Linked DNA regions of Homo sapiens: regions 1 and 3 are each linked to region 2. Evidence: chromatin contacts called from ENCODE Hi-C or POLR2A ChIA-PET data. All regions are on one chromosome and are shown on one strand. The core of a region is the stretch at or near the end of the contact, and the rest is flanking DNA. Distances in the headings are between cores, read along the strand shown. Region 1 holds the start of ACAD9-DT (ACAD9 divergent transcript). Region 2 holds the start of EEFSEC (eukaryotic elongation factor, selenocysteine-tRNA specific). Region 3 holds the start of RAB43 (RAB43, member RAS oncogene family).

What was found. Hi-C counts contacts between places; a loop is a spot of excess contacts on that map. ChIA-PET counts read pairs that join two places held with the same protein, here RNA polymerase II (POLR2A). Pooled maps may share reads with other maps.
Region 1: a loop to region 2 is called in a map of naive thymus-derived CD4-positive, alpha-beta T cell, with 31 times the contacts of the local background. The contact joins the promoter of ACAD9-DT here to the promoter of EEFSEC in region 2. A Hi-C loop is called at or near these places in 1 of 168 maps with a recorded cell type or tissue (naive thymus-derived CD4-positive, alpha-beta T cell), 2 of 37 single-sample maps with no recorded cell type and 11 of 50 pooled maps. POLR2A ChIA-PET finds 5 or more read pairs at or near these places in 2 of 52 experiments (T-cell and activated CD4-positive, alpha-beta T cell).
Region 3: a pooled map shows a loop between it and region 2 (10-fold over the local background). The contact joins the promoter of RAB43 here to the promoter of EEFSEC in region 2. A Hi-C loop is called at or near these places in 3 of 50 pooled maps. POLR2A ChIA-PET finds 5 or more read pairs at or near these places in 3 of 52 experiments (RWPE1, WTC11 and endothelial cell of umbilical vein).

What each region holds. Positions count from the first base shown.
Region 1 is chr3:128,877,585-128,881,197 of GRCh38, forward strand. It overlaps ACAD9-DT (ACAD9 divergent transcript), which reads right to left and starts at 1,852. Exons shown (of 3, transcript NR_186174.1): 1 at 1,552-1,852. It overlaps ACAD9 (acyl-CoA dehydrogenase family member 9), which reads left to right and starts at 2,036. Exons shown (of 18, transcript NM_014049.5): 1 at 2,036-2,257. The coding sequence starts at 2,108. RefSeq lists enhancers at 906-1,757, 1,613-2,162, 1,758-2,610, 2,223-2,302, 2,611-3,462.
Region 2 is chr3:128,152,013-128,155,761 of GRCh38, forward strand. EEFSEC (eukaryotic elongation factor, selenocysteine-tRNA specific) reads left to right here and starts at 1,469. Exons shown (of 7, transcript NM_021937.5): 1 at 1,469-1,811. The coding sequence starts at 1,496. It also overlaps a transcript of RUVBL1 not described here. RefSeq lists an enhancer at 1,100-1,329 and a silencer at 1,460-1,979.
Region 3 is chr3:129,119,724-129,123,249 of GRCh38, forward strand. RAB43 (RAB43, member RAS oncogene family) reads right to left here and starts at 2,081. Exons shown (of 3, transcript NM_198490.3): 1 at 1,563-2,081. The coding sequence starts at 1,766. All of the region lies in intron 11 of ISY1-RAB43 (ISY1-RAB43 readthrough), which reads right to left. RefSeq lists an enhancer at 165-1,110 and silencers at 1,891-2,070, 2,091-2,310.

The DNA.
Region 1 (3,613 bases), core at 602-3,101, 730 kb after region 2:
TTGTGAAGCTGAATGCTAAGCAAGTAAATATCAACCACTGATGAAGAAACCAGGTGAGAGACCTTAGACAAGGTAAAATAATCTGAAAAGATGCCTGCAAATATTTTGCAGTTTAGACTCTACGCCTTGCAGAGTTTTGAGCTCTTTTTTCTTGATGTTGTGTTAGCAATGTAATCTTTTTTGGTGCTGAGCTTAGCTTGCTGAGATGAAAGGGATTTCTTTTTCTTCTCAAGGAGTTGACACAATGGAAGCTGGAGGCATTTCCCAACACTGTGGTCAATGCTACAGTCGGGGAACAAGCAAGTCTCCCCCAAAACAGGGATCGGAGTTTTTAAGGATAATTTGGCGAGTAGGAGCTCGGGAAGTGGGGAGTGCTGACTGGTTGGGTTGGAGATGGAATGATAGGGGGTTGAAGTGAGTTTTTCTTGCTGTCTTCTGTTCCTAGGTGGGATTGCAAAACTTGTTGAGCCAGATTACCGGTCTGGGTGAAAAAGCAGAGTGGCATTCTTCCTGGAGGAGCTGGCTGAAGATCTGTAGAGGGCCCATGTGCCACGTTCAGAGCACTGTTGGGCTGTGAGGTGCCAGGCATGCCCTGCCTCCTACGTGGGCCCCTATGGCCTGGCCTTGAAACCGCCACTGCAAAATTATAACCGAGACAATGAAAGAGATCTGACCTAACCAACTCCATCTTGCTTCTAACCTCCAAGCTGTCCTTGTTCATTCCTGAGCGTAGGCTGAACTAACCTTGGGAAGGAATGAGTTTATAGTTTAACTTCAAAACAAAAATAGCCCTTTCCCGGGAAAACAACAACAACAACAACAAAAAACAACCTCTTCTTGCCTGGGACCAGTTGGCCTTTGGAGGACTAACAAATTAGCTATAAGATTAGAAATTACAGTTTAGAGGCCATACAGCCTTTGGTTGCAAGAGTCTGAACGTCCCCCAAATTGTTCCTGGGAATAACATCACTGTTGTAAAACCTACCAACACCCAGACTGGTAATCTGGCTCAACTAGTTCTGCAATCCCATTCAGGAACAGAAGACAGCAAGAAAAACTCACTTCGGCCCCCTATCAGTCCATCTCCAACCCGACCAATCATGCACCTCCCACTTCCCGAGCTTCTACTCGCCAAATTATCCTTAAAAATTCCGATCCGTTTTTGGGGAGACCGATTTGGCTAATAAAACTCCCTTTCCAACACACCCGGCTCTGCGTGAATTACTCTCTCTCTATTGCAATTTCCGTCTTGATAAATCAGCTGTCTAGTCAGCGGGCTGTAACCTTGGGCGGTTACAGCCTGGCCTGTCCCATCCCATCCAATAGTTCCCATCTCTTCTCAGCTCTCTCTGTAGTTTCTCTTCCTCCGCCTGCCTTTTAAGTTAGTGTTTCCCAGGACAGAGGTGACTCAGTTGTATCCAGACCGCTCTGTGACTGAACACCCACTTTCTTTTCCTTTTCCAAAAAATATATGTAACATACATGTCAACTAGGAACAAAACAGTATCTCAGGAATCCACCATCCAGTTAAAAATGGACCCTTACCCTTACCGTGCCCCTGCAGAGACCCCAATACAGCGCATTTCCCTCATTCTTTTGCTTTTCTCAAGTTTTACCACGGCCTCGTGGCCACAAGTGACAAAAGAGACAAGTGGAGGCAGCTGAGCCGGCCTTTAGGTTTCTGTACACAGGGAGATTTCCCATGGCTGGCATTTATGGAAACAACCGCTGGTATGTGAAAAACAGGTCCGTCACCGCCGTCACGACGGCCAGAGATTATACCCGCCGAGATGCCCGCGGCCCAGGGCCTACAATTTCCTCCGGCCAGCTCCTTTGGCCGCGCAAGCGCAGTGGGGCCGGCGGGAAGCGTAGGCGTGTGACGTCATCAGGCGGCGCGGGCCAGCCAGGTGCACGTGACTAAGGCCTTGGGCGCGGCAGGTGGTAGCCTTCCCGCCCTTCTGGCCTCTCCATCCCCTGCTGCGGGGGACCGCGCAAGCGCAGTGAGTACTGCACGTTGTCGCGGGCCAGTAACGTCATCAGACGTGTGTGTGTCCCTGCGGCGCTAAGAAGGGGAGACTGAGGCTGAGGCTGGGGAACATCGGGCAGCATGAGCGGCTGCGGGCTCTTCCTGCGCACCACGGCTGCGGCTCGTGCCTGCCGGGGTCTGGTGGTCTCTACCGCGAACCGGCGGCTACTGCGCACCAGCCCGCCTGTACGAGCTTTCGCCAAAGAGCTTTTCCTAGGCAAAATCAAGAAGGTAACGCGAGCCCTGGGCGAACCCTTGCTGTCTGGCTCCCGCTTTTCACCCTCAGCTGCAAGACTGGTGTTGAACTTTGTGAGATTCCCCAAACCTGCCAGAGAGATACACCCTGCGGCCGAGGCGTGTTAACACTCCGGATTCCTGAGTTCCAGGAAAACCTTCCCAGAGAAAGGGTGAGACATTTCCAAGACGGGGGACCCTTGGAAATGTGGTGGTGACGTGTTCCAGCTAAATTTTGTCAGGGGAATTCGGAAAACTCTAGGCTAGGTAATTAACAAAGCAGCCTTCATCTCAGCTGGTCTGGTCTGGAAATGTGCGGGGCTTCCTCTCTGATTCCTAAACAGCTTACACCATGTCCCTCCTCAGTCACCTTCCAGCGCCCTGGGGCTTCCTTCCCCAGGTGAGCCCAGCGCCTCTCCCTGCCATTGAGGTTCCTCAGAAATCTGGCTCCAAGATGCTTCCCAAGGGTGGCACAACCCAGCCAATAGTAACAGTTTGGTTATAAAACACTCATTGTCTTCTTAGAGTTGGAAGACTTGGGTTTGGTCTTGGCTCGTTGACTTTGAAACTCAGTTGTTTTTTTTGAGACAGAGTCGCGCTCTTGTCGCCCAGGCTGGAGTGCTCACTGCAACCTCCCTCCTGGGTTCAAGCGATTCTCCTGCCTCAGCCTCCGGAGTAGCTGGGATTACAGGCGCCTGCCCGGCTTTTTTTTTTTTTGTATTTTTAGCAGAGACGGGGTTTCACCATGTTGGCCAAGCTGGTCTAGAACTGACCTCGGGTGATCCGCCCACCTCGGCCTCCCACAGTGCTGGGATTACAGGGGTGAGCCACCGCGCCCGGCCAAGACTCAGTTCTTTCAGCCTTAAAATGGAGATAGTGTTGTGTCTCCTTCACAGATGTGTTGTAGAGCCCCAGTGAGATAAACGGTGCATGGAGAGTCTTCTTAAACTGTAGAGTACTGTGCAGCAGAAGAGAGAGCTGGCTTCAACACTTAGTCTTGTGACCTTGGAGCTGACGGCTGCACCTCCCTGTGCCTCAGTGCATTCATCTACAAAATAGGAATAAACACATTTCTTGCTCTTTCCTTTGTATTTCATTTTATCTTCTAAGGAAACCAACAGTATACTTGCTATTTCGTCGAGGTGCCCTACTTTGAACTTGGCTGAATGTTGGCTGATCCTGTATCACAGAAGTTATTCCCTGGCTTCTCTTTGGAACGTTCCTCTGAGGTTGTCAGGCTGATACCTTTATAGCAAGCAACTTTACAGATGAAGAAGCTAAGACTCAGACTAAAAGCAGTTTGCCCAGCTAGAAAGTGCGGAGCTATGTCTTGAACATATTGGAAAACCTTTT
Region 2 (3,749 bases), core at 219-2,718:
GGCTTCCCTCTTTGCACAGGAAAAGGGCTCTCCAGGTCTCCCAGGTCCCCACCACTCCCTGTCATCTTAGACTCTTTTAACTTCTCTTCTTTGATTTACCCACCACCTGGCCAGAGCAGACACTTAGGTTTGTTACCTCTGGTTGGTGACTATGGCTGACAACCTTTTTTGTGGTTCTAGACACTTCAGAATCTAGTGAGAGTTGTCGACCCTCTGTCTAGCAAGAGCACATCACAACACATTGTGCGTTCAATTTAGAGGTTTGTGGCCTCTCCTAAGCCCAGGCTACAGACTCTCAGGGTGAGAATTTCTGAGTCAGAGATAATGTTGTCCTCTTCCATCTTCAAACCATCTTTTCCCATGGTTGGCTCCTTCTCAACACTGGAGTTTCAACTCAAACAGCAACTCCTAGATGTCTTCCCTGACCCACAGTTAGGTAGCTGTCCATCCTCCCTCTCCTGCTCCTTTTTATCTCAGCTTTTATTTTCCCTAGGAGACTTCTCGCTCTCTGAAATGGTCTGGTTCAGGCTGTATTGTTTGACTTAGCCCTCACCCCCTGAATGTAATATTAGCGGGCACTGTAGCCCAGCGGAACCCACCAGGCACTTGGTAAGATCTTGCTGAAATGTATGAATGATTGGAAGTGTGTCCGGAGTTGGTTTCTTCCAGTGGGTTCCTAGTCTCGCTGACTTCAAGAATGGAGCCGCGGACCTTCGCAGTGAGTGTTAAAGCTCTTAAAGATGGCACAGTCCCAAAGAGTGAGCAGCAGCAAGATTTATTGTGAAGAGCAAAAAGCTTCTGCAATGCGAAAGGGCACCTGAGAGGGTTGCTGCTGCTGGCGGGGGTGGCCAGCTTTTATTCCCTTATTTGCCCCCTCCCCCACGTCCCCCCGCCCTCCCCCGCCCCCCGCCGTCCCCCCGCCCTCCCCCCCGCCCCCGTCTTCCCGCCCCCCCCGCCCCCGTCTTCCCCCCGCCCACCCCGCCCCCCCCGCCCCCCTTCGCCCCCCCATGTTCCGTTTTTGTCCTATCAGAGCGCCCTTTTTTCAATCCTCCCTGTGATTGGCTTCTTTTAGGATCCTGCTGATTGGTGCATGTTACAGAGCACTGATTGGTGCGTTTTACAGAGCGCTGATTGGTGCATTTTACAATCCTCTTGATAGCTATAGAAAAGTTCTCCAAGTCTCCACTCACCCAGAAAGTCCAAATGGCTTCACTTCTCAGAAGGATCCCTCCATCTCGGGCTCCTAGAGGCTTCAGGCAGGAGGAGCCACGTGAGAGAGAAACCCTGCCTACGGTGACCTCCAGTTCCTAGACCACCCACTCGGAGCACGGCGCTCGGCTGTGCCCGTGAGCCTCAGGAGGGCGGAAGCTTCCGGGCCGGAACGGGTGTGCACAGCGCGCCGGTTACGGGGGGGCAACTTAACGGGCCGGACCGCGGCGACTACCGAGGGAGGTGAGGGGCGGGCCGGGCGGGTGTCCGAGGCGGCGGCGGCGGCATGGCAGGGCGGCGGGTGAACGTGAACGTGGGCGTGCTGGGCCACATCGACAGCGGCAAGACGGCGCTGGCGCGGGCGCTAAGCACCACAGCCTCCACCGCCGCCTTTGACAAGCAGCCGCAGAGCCGCGAGCGCGGCATCACGCTCGATCTGGGCTTCTCGTGCTTCTCGGTGCCGCTGCCCGCGCGCCTGCGGTCGTCTTTGCCCGAGTTCCAGGCAGCGCCCGAGGCCGAGCCCGAGCCCGGCGAGCCACTGCTTCAGGTCACGCTGGTCGACTGCCCCGGGCACGCCTCCCTCATCCGGACCATCATCGGCGGTGAGCGCGGGCCGGGGCGGGAGCCGGGCTCAGGGACGCGGGCGGAGCGACCGGGCCCCGTGTCCGAATTCGCTCGAGCCTTTGCCGGGACGGGAAATCGCCCCACCTCATTGGTGGGGCTCCTGACGCCCCAAGAGGCGGACGTGACTTGCCTAGGGCTCCGCAGCAAGTGAGCGGAGGCTTTGAGATTCAGCTTTTCCCATCCAGCAGAACCGAGCTGCAAGGCGCCTTCCTTAAAAAAAAAAAAAAAAAAAAATCAAAAAATCCCTACCAAATGTGTTTATAATACATGGTCAAGTAAAGAAAACTCAAAATAAGAAAACTCACAAGCTACAAAAAGGGTATACATACAAAGGCTGTCTTCATTCACCTGTCATTTGGTCTGATTCCCGTTCCTAGAGCCAACCGCTGCTACCAGTTTTTGTATATCATTTCAGAAAGGCTCCACGTCAATACAAGCATATCTGTGTGTATGTATAAATCCCTCTTTCCCTCATCCTTTTAGACACGATTTCACTCAACATTGTGTCTGGAGAGTGCCCCATATCTGTACACAAAGCTACATCATTCTTTTTAAAGCTCACATAGAATTCAACTGCACCCTTGTACCAACATTTTCTTTTTCTTTTTTTTTTTTTCTTTTTGAGACAGAGTCTTGTTCTGTCGCCCAGCCTGGAGTGCAGTGGCACGATCTCGGCTCACTGCAACTTCCGCCTCCTGGGTTCAAGCGATTGTCCTGCCTCAGTCTCCTGAGTAGCTGGGATTACAGGCGCGCGCCACCACGCCCGGCTAATTTTTTTGTATTTTCAGTAGAGACGGGTTTCACCATGTTGGTCAGGCTGGTCTCAAACTCCTGACTTCATGACCCGCCCGCCCTGGCCTCCCAAAGTCCTGGGATTACAGGCGTGAGCCACCACGTCCGGCCTGTACCAACATTTTCTGAACAAATCTTTTAATGATGGACGTTTATGCTGTTTCCAGTATTTACAAACCATTTTGCAGTGAATATTCTAGAACAGAACTCTTTGGTATGTTCGCATATATGTAGGATAATAGATAATAACTGGCTGGGGCAAGGGGCATGTGTGTTTTCGGTCGTGGTGGGTACTGCCAAAATGCCCCACAAAGAGGTACCATTAATTTTTAATTATACATGTAATACATGAATACATGCTACTTGTGAAGAAATAGAACATCACAAATAAGACAAACATTCCCTTACCCACTCCTCTGTCCTAAATTCTGTACCCCTCCTATCTCTGCAAATGAAAAGACCCGTTTTTTGTTTTTTTGTTTTTTTGTTTTTTTCTGAGATGGAGTCTCGCTCTGTTACCAGGCTGGAGTGCAGTGGTGCAATCTTGGCTCACTGCAACCTCTTTCTCCCCGGTTCAAGCGATTCTCCTGCCTCAGCCTCCCAAGTAGCTGGGACTACAGGTGCACATCACCACACCTGGCTAATTTTTATATTTTTAGTAGACATGGGGTTTCACCATATTGGCCAGGATGGTCTTGATCTCGACCTCGTGATCCCCATGCCTCGGCCTCCCAAAGTGCTGGGATTACAGGTGTGAGCCACTGTGCCTGGCTGAAAAGACCATTATTATACCTTTGTGGATTACTTTTCCAGACCCATTTAACTCCACTTAAATATATGGATAGAGTTTTAAAACATGTTTTGTTTTTAGAAAAAATGATACAATAATATAAACACATGGTATAAAAGGGTATATAGCTAAAGAAGTATACTTCTCACTGCTGACCCCAGTACCTGATTACCTTTCTGTTCCCATTTTCTTGTGTTTCCTTCCAGCAATATTCTGTATGCCACACATGGGAATATATATTGGGCAGATGATAATTGGCTTGGTGGCAGATGGCCTCATTGGTCACTGGGCATTCTGGGTCCCAGCTATAATGGTGAGCTTGTTAAGTACAGTA
Region 3 (3,526 bases), core at 831-3,330, 970 kb after region 2:
TAACCCGTGCGCAGTAAACCAGGAGCTCTGCTGGGACACAGTCTGTTATCTCAACAGGTAAACAGGAACCCTGCCCCCTCCCTGACCACCGTCAGCACTGGGCCACCACAGACACTCCAGACACAGACCGATAGCACATGAGGAGGACACCACTGCTCTTTAGCCTGTATTTTCACACTCCCATTTCCCTGCAGCTGCTGGCATCATCACTGGGCACACTCAATAACGGACACTCCACCCACTCCAGCCCTTCCCTGGCTACCTGCTCCAAAAGGGTGGTCCCGAGTGACTCAAAGCTGCCTTCTGCACCTTGCTCTTTTCCATCCACGGAGACCAAAACACAGACCCCAGAAGACGATTAAAATATAATAATAATAAAACCCCTCAGGCAGGAGTTTCTGCTTCCCCGTCACATCTACTGAGAGGCACTGTGGACACATAAAGACTGTTGACTTACTTTTTTCTCCACCTTGGGGCAGGAGGGAGGCAACACCCAGAAATTATCCCAATTTTATAGAAACAAAGACAAAGAGCTACATATCCTAGCCAAAGGCAACAAGGAGCAGGCCTAGAGCCACCCGGAGAGGCAGAGCCCAGCAGCAGCAAGGCTCCAGTGACTCCCATCTCCCTGGCAGAGATCGTCCCAGCCCTGTGCCCTGAGGGTGTCCTGAAGATCATGGGGGCTCGAAACCATGAAAGCAAGCAAAGATTTCTGTACAGTGCGGTTCAGAAAAGTTACTGAGTGCCTTCAGCCCAGGATCTCCTGGTTGATTAGGGAGTACTAACACCTAGGTTAAGAAACTCTGATTTCATTCATCACAAATATTTATCAAACCACTGCCAGGACATTGTGGCAACCACATCCTGCTGTTTTTATTCGGAGCCATTGCCAAAGCTTGGTTCTCTCCCCCACCTTCCGGTATCTGTGAAGTTTTCAGTTTCTATCAAACTCCAGCTGGGGGAGGGAACCGGGGCTGGCCCTAGTCGAGTAAAGTTCCACCACCAGGTCCACAAAGAGACTGCAGGGAGGCGTGGCCAGGCCGGAAATTCTGACAAAAAGTTTTGGCCCTCTGGTCCTAAAAGCAACTACTTCCTGATCGCTCCTAGTCCTGGGGTGGGGATGCAGTTCTCTGGCTGAGTGCCCCGCCGGTGGGCTGAGCTGGGGGCTGCCATCGCGGTGGATGGAGGTGGGGGGTCTGATCTCCGCACTCCAAGGCGCTCCGCTAGTACCTGGAACAGGGGAGTCTAACCCCCTGCCTTCCAATGGCTAAAGTTATTTTGGAGCACAGTCCCCTCCTAGGGTGTGAGCTCCGGAGGGCAGGGCCGCCTCCTCCACACTCCCTCGCCCCCCCCCCCCCCAGCAACCCACGGCCGGCGCTTTGAGGACTTGAACCCGGCCCAGACCCCGGGGCCCAGGCCTGCTCCGACCCGAGGAAGGAAAAAGGGGAAGCCAAAGGAAACTTCAGATGGACGCGGGGTGCGCTCGCCGCGGCCAGGGGCTCCGCTGCCCCCGCCCCACCCTCCGAGGGAGCGCCTTCCAGGGGCCCTGGCCGGCCTCCCACCTTGACCCGCTTGCCCTGGATCTCCAGCGTCTTCATGGTGAAGTCGACGCCGATGGTGCTTCCCTGGCGCTCCGAGAAGGCGCCGGTCTTGAAGCGCTGCACCACGCACGTCTTGCCCACGCTTGCGTCGCCCACCAGCACCAGCTTGAACAGGAAATCGTACTGCTCGTCCGGGTCCCCCGGGCCTGGGCCCGGCCCTGCCATGGCCTAGAAGAAGCCGAAGGGCCGGCGCTCTGGACGCTGGGACCGGCCTGAGCTCACGCAAGCCGCGGGCCGAGCTCCGCCCGCTCCAGCCCACGGGCCGCCTGGCTACGTGGAGCCGCCGCAACACCTGAACCCCCAGCACTGCCGACCGCCTGCCTCGGCCTCGGCCCCGCCCCACCCCGGCTGGCTCCCGCCCCGGCCCGGCTCGGCCCCGCCCGGACCCGGTGCCCCGCGGGTTCGGCTCCCCCCCGGACCCGCCAAGCCGGGCCCTCCGCAAAGCTCCGGCCGGTCCTCAGCTCCGTGCCACACCAGTCTGGCCTGTAGGCCCGCCCCAGCCCGCCCCCGCCCGCCCCCGGCTCCGCCCTCAGGCTGGCACCCACTCCGCCCCCAGCCCAACCCTCGGGCCCACCTCAGCCCGACCCGGGTTCCGCCTACGTCCCCGCCCCCGACTCCGCCCTCAGCTCCGACCTCGACTCCGCCCCCAGGCCCACCTCAGCGCGCCCCGACTCCGACCCGACTCTGCCCTCAGCCCGACCTCGACTCCGCCCACAGGACCACCTCAGCCCGCCCCGACTCCGCCCTCAGCCCGAACTCGACTCCGTCCCCAGCTCCGACCTCGACTCTGCCTTCAGGCCCACCTCAGCCCTCCCCGACTCCGCCTTCAGCCCGACCTCGACTCCGCCCTCAGGCCCACCTCAGCACACCGCCCCGACTCCGCCCACAGGCCCACCTCAGCCCGCCCCGACTCCGCCCTCAGGCTCACCTCAGCTCTGACTCCGCCCCACCCGACTCCGCCCTCAGCCCCGACCCCAGCCCGACCCCGCCCTCAGCACCTCGGCCCCTCCTCCATCAACACCCCGGCGCGCCCACACCGCGGATCCGTCTGGCCCCCAAACCGCTGCCCACCCCGACCCTTCATCAGCTGGGACCCCCAGGTGCTGTCCCGCGCCTCCTGCTCGCCCCCCACCCAGGCCTGGTCCGCCTGCCCGGGATCCCCTACCTGCTGCCTCCCAGACCGCCGGTCAGGGACAGGCGGAGACCATGGCTGGAGCTCCGGGCCTGCAGGCCTAGACTAAGAATGACCCCCTCCGGAATGGATCACGGAGGAAGGGGACGACCACAGCAGTGTCACCTGAGTGCCCACTCTGACAGGCGGGCAGTGCAGTCTCCGAGAGTGGTGGGGGTCGCTCTTCCCAGGGGCGGAAGGGAAGGGAGGGAGCAGGCTGCAGAAGGCCAGAATCCAGGCTGGCTACAAAACTGCGGAGGAGCCCAAAATCCTTGTGAGGAGAGGACCCAGGGCCCCATTTGATGGGAAGCTAGGCCAGAAGGAGGAGCTGGGAGCTCTTGTCTCCAAAAGGCAGCCTAGCAGTGGTTGAAGCAGCTGCTAAACGGCTGGATGACCCAGCTCAGAGCAGCTACAGGCCCATTTGGGAAACTGACCCAGCCAAAAAGCACCAGTCTAGGAAGAGGAACAGAAAAACTTGAAGGGATTTCTGAGGAAGGGCAGACCAACTCCTGAGTTGGCCCAGTGAACCAGGGCGCCTCAGAGAAAGGAGACCCAAACATCTGTAAGAAGCTTATACTAGATCCAACAGGACTGGGCTTCCCAGCTCCGAAGATGGGAAGGAATTGACAGCACCCCTTACCCCTCTAGACAGCTTCCTTGTGGCACTCCAATTCCAGGTATTCAACATATTTAATGAATGGCTACTACAGGCGGGCATTGTCCTGGGGCCTTGTAATGCACCTGTGGACAAAGC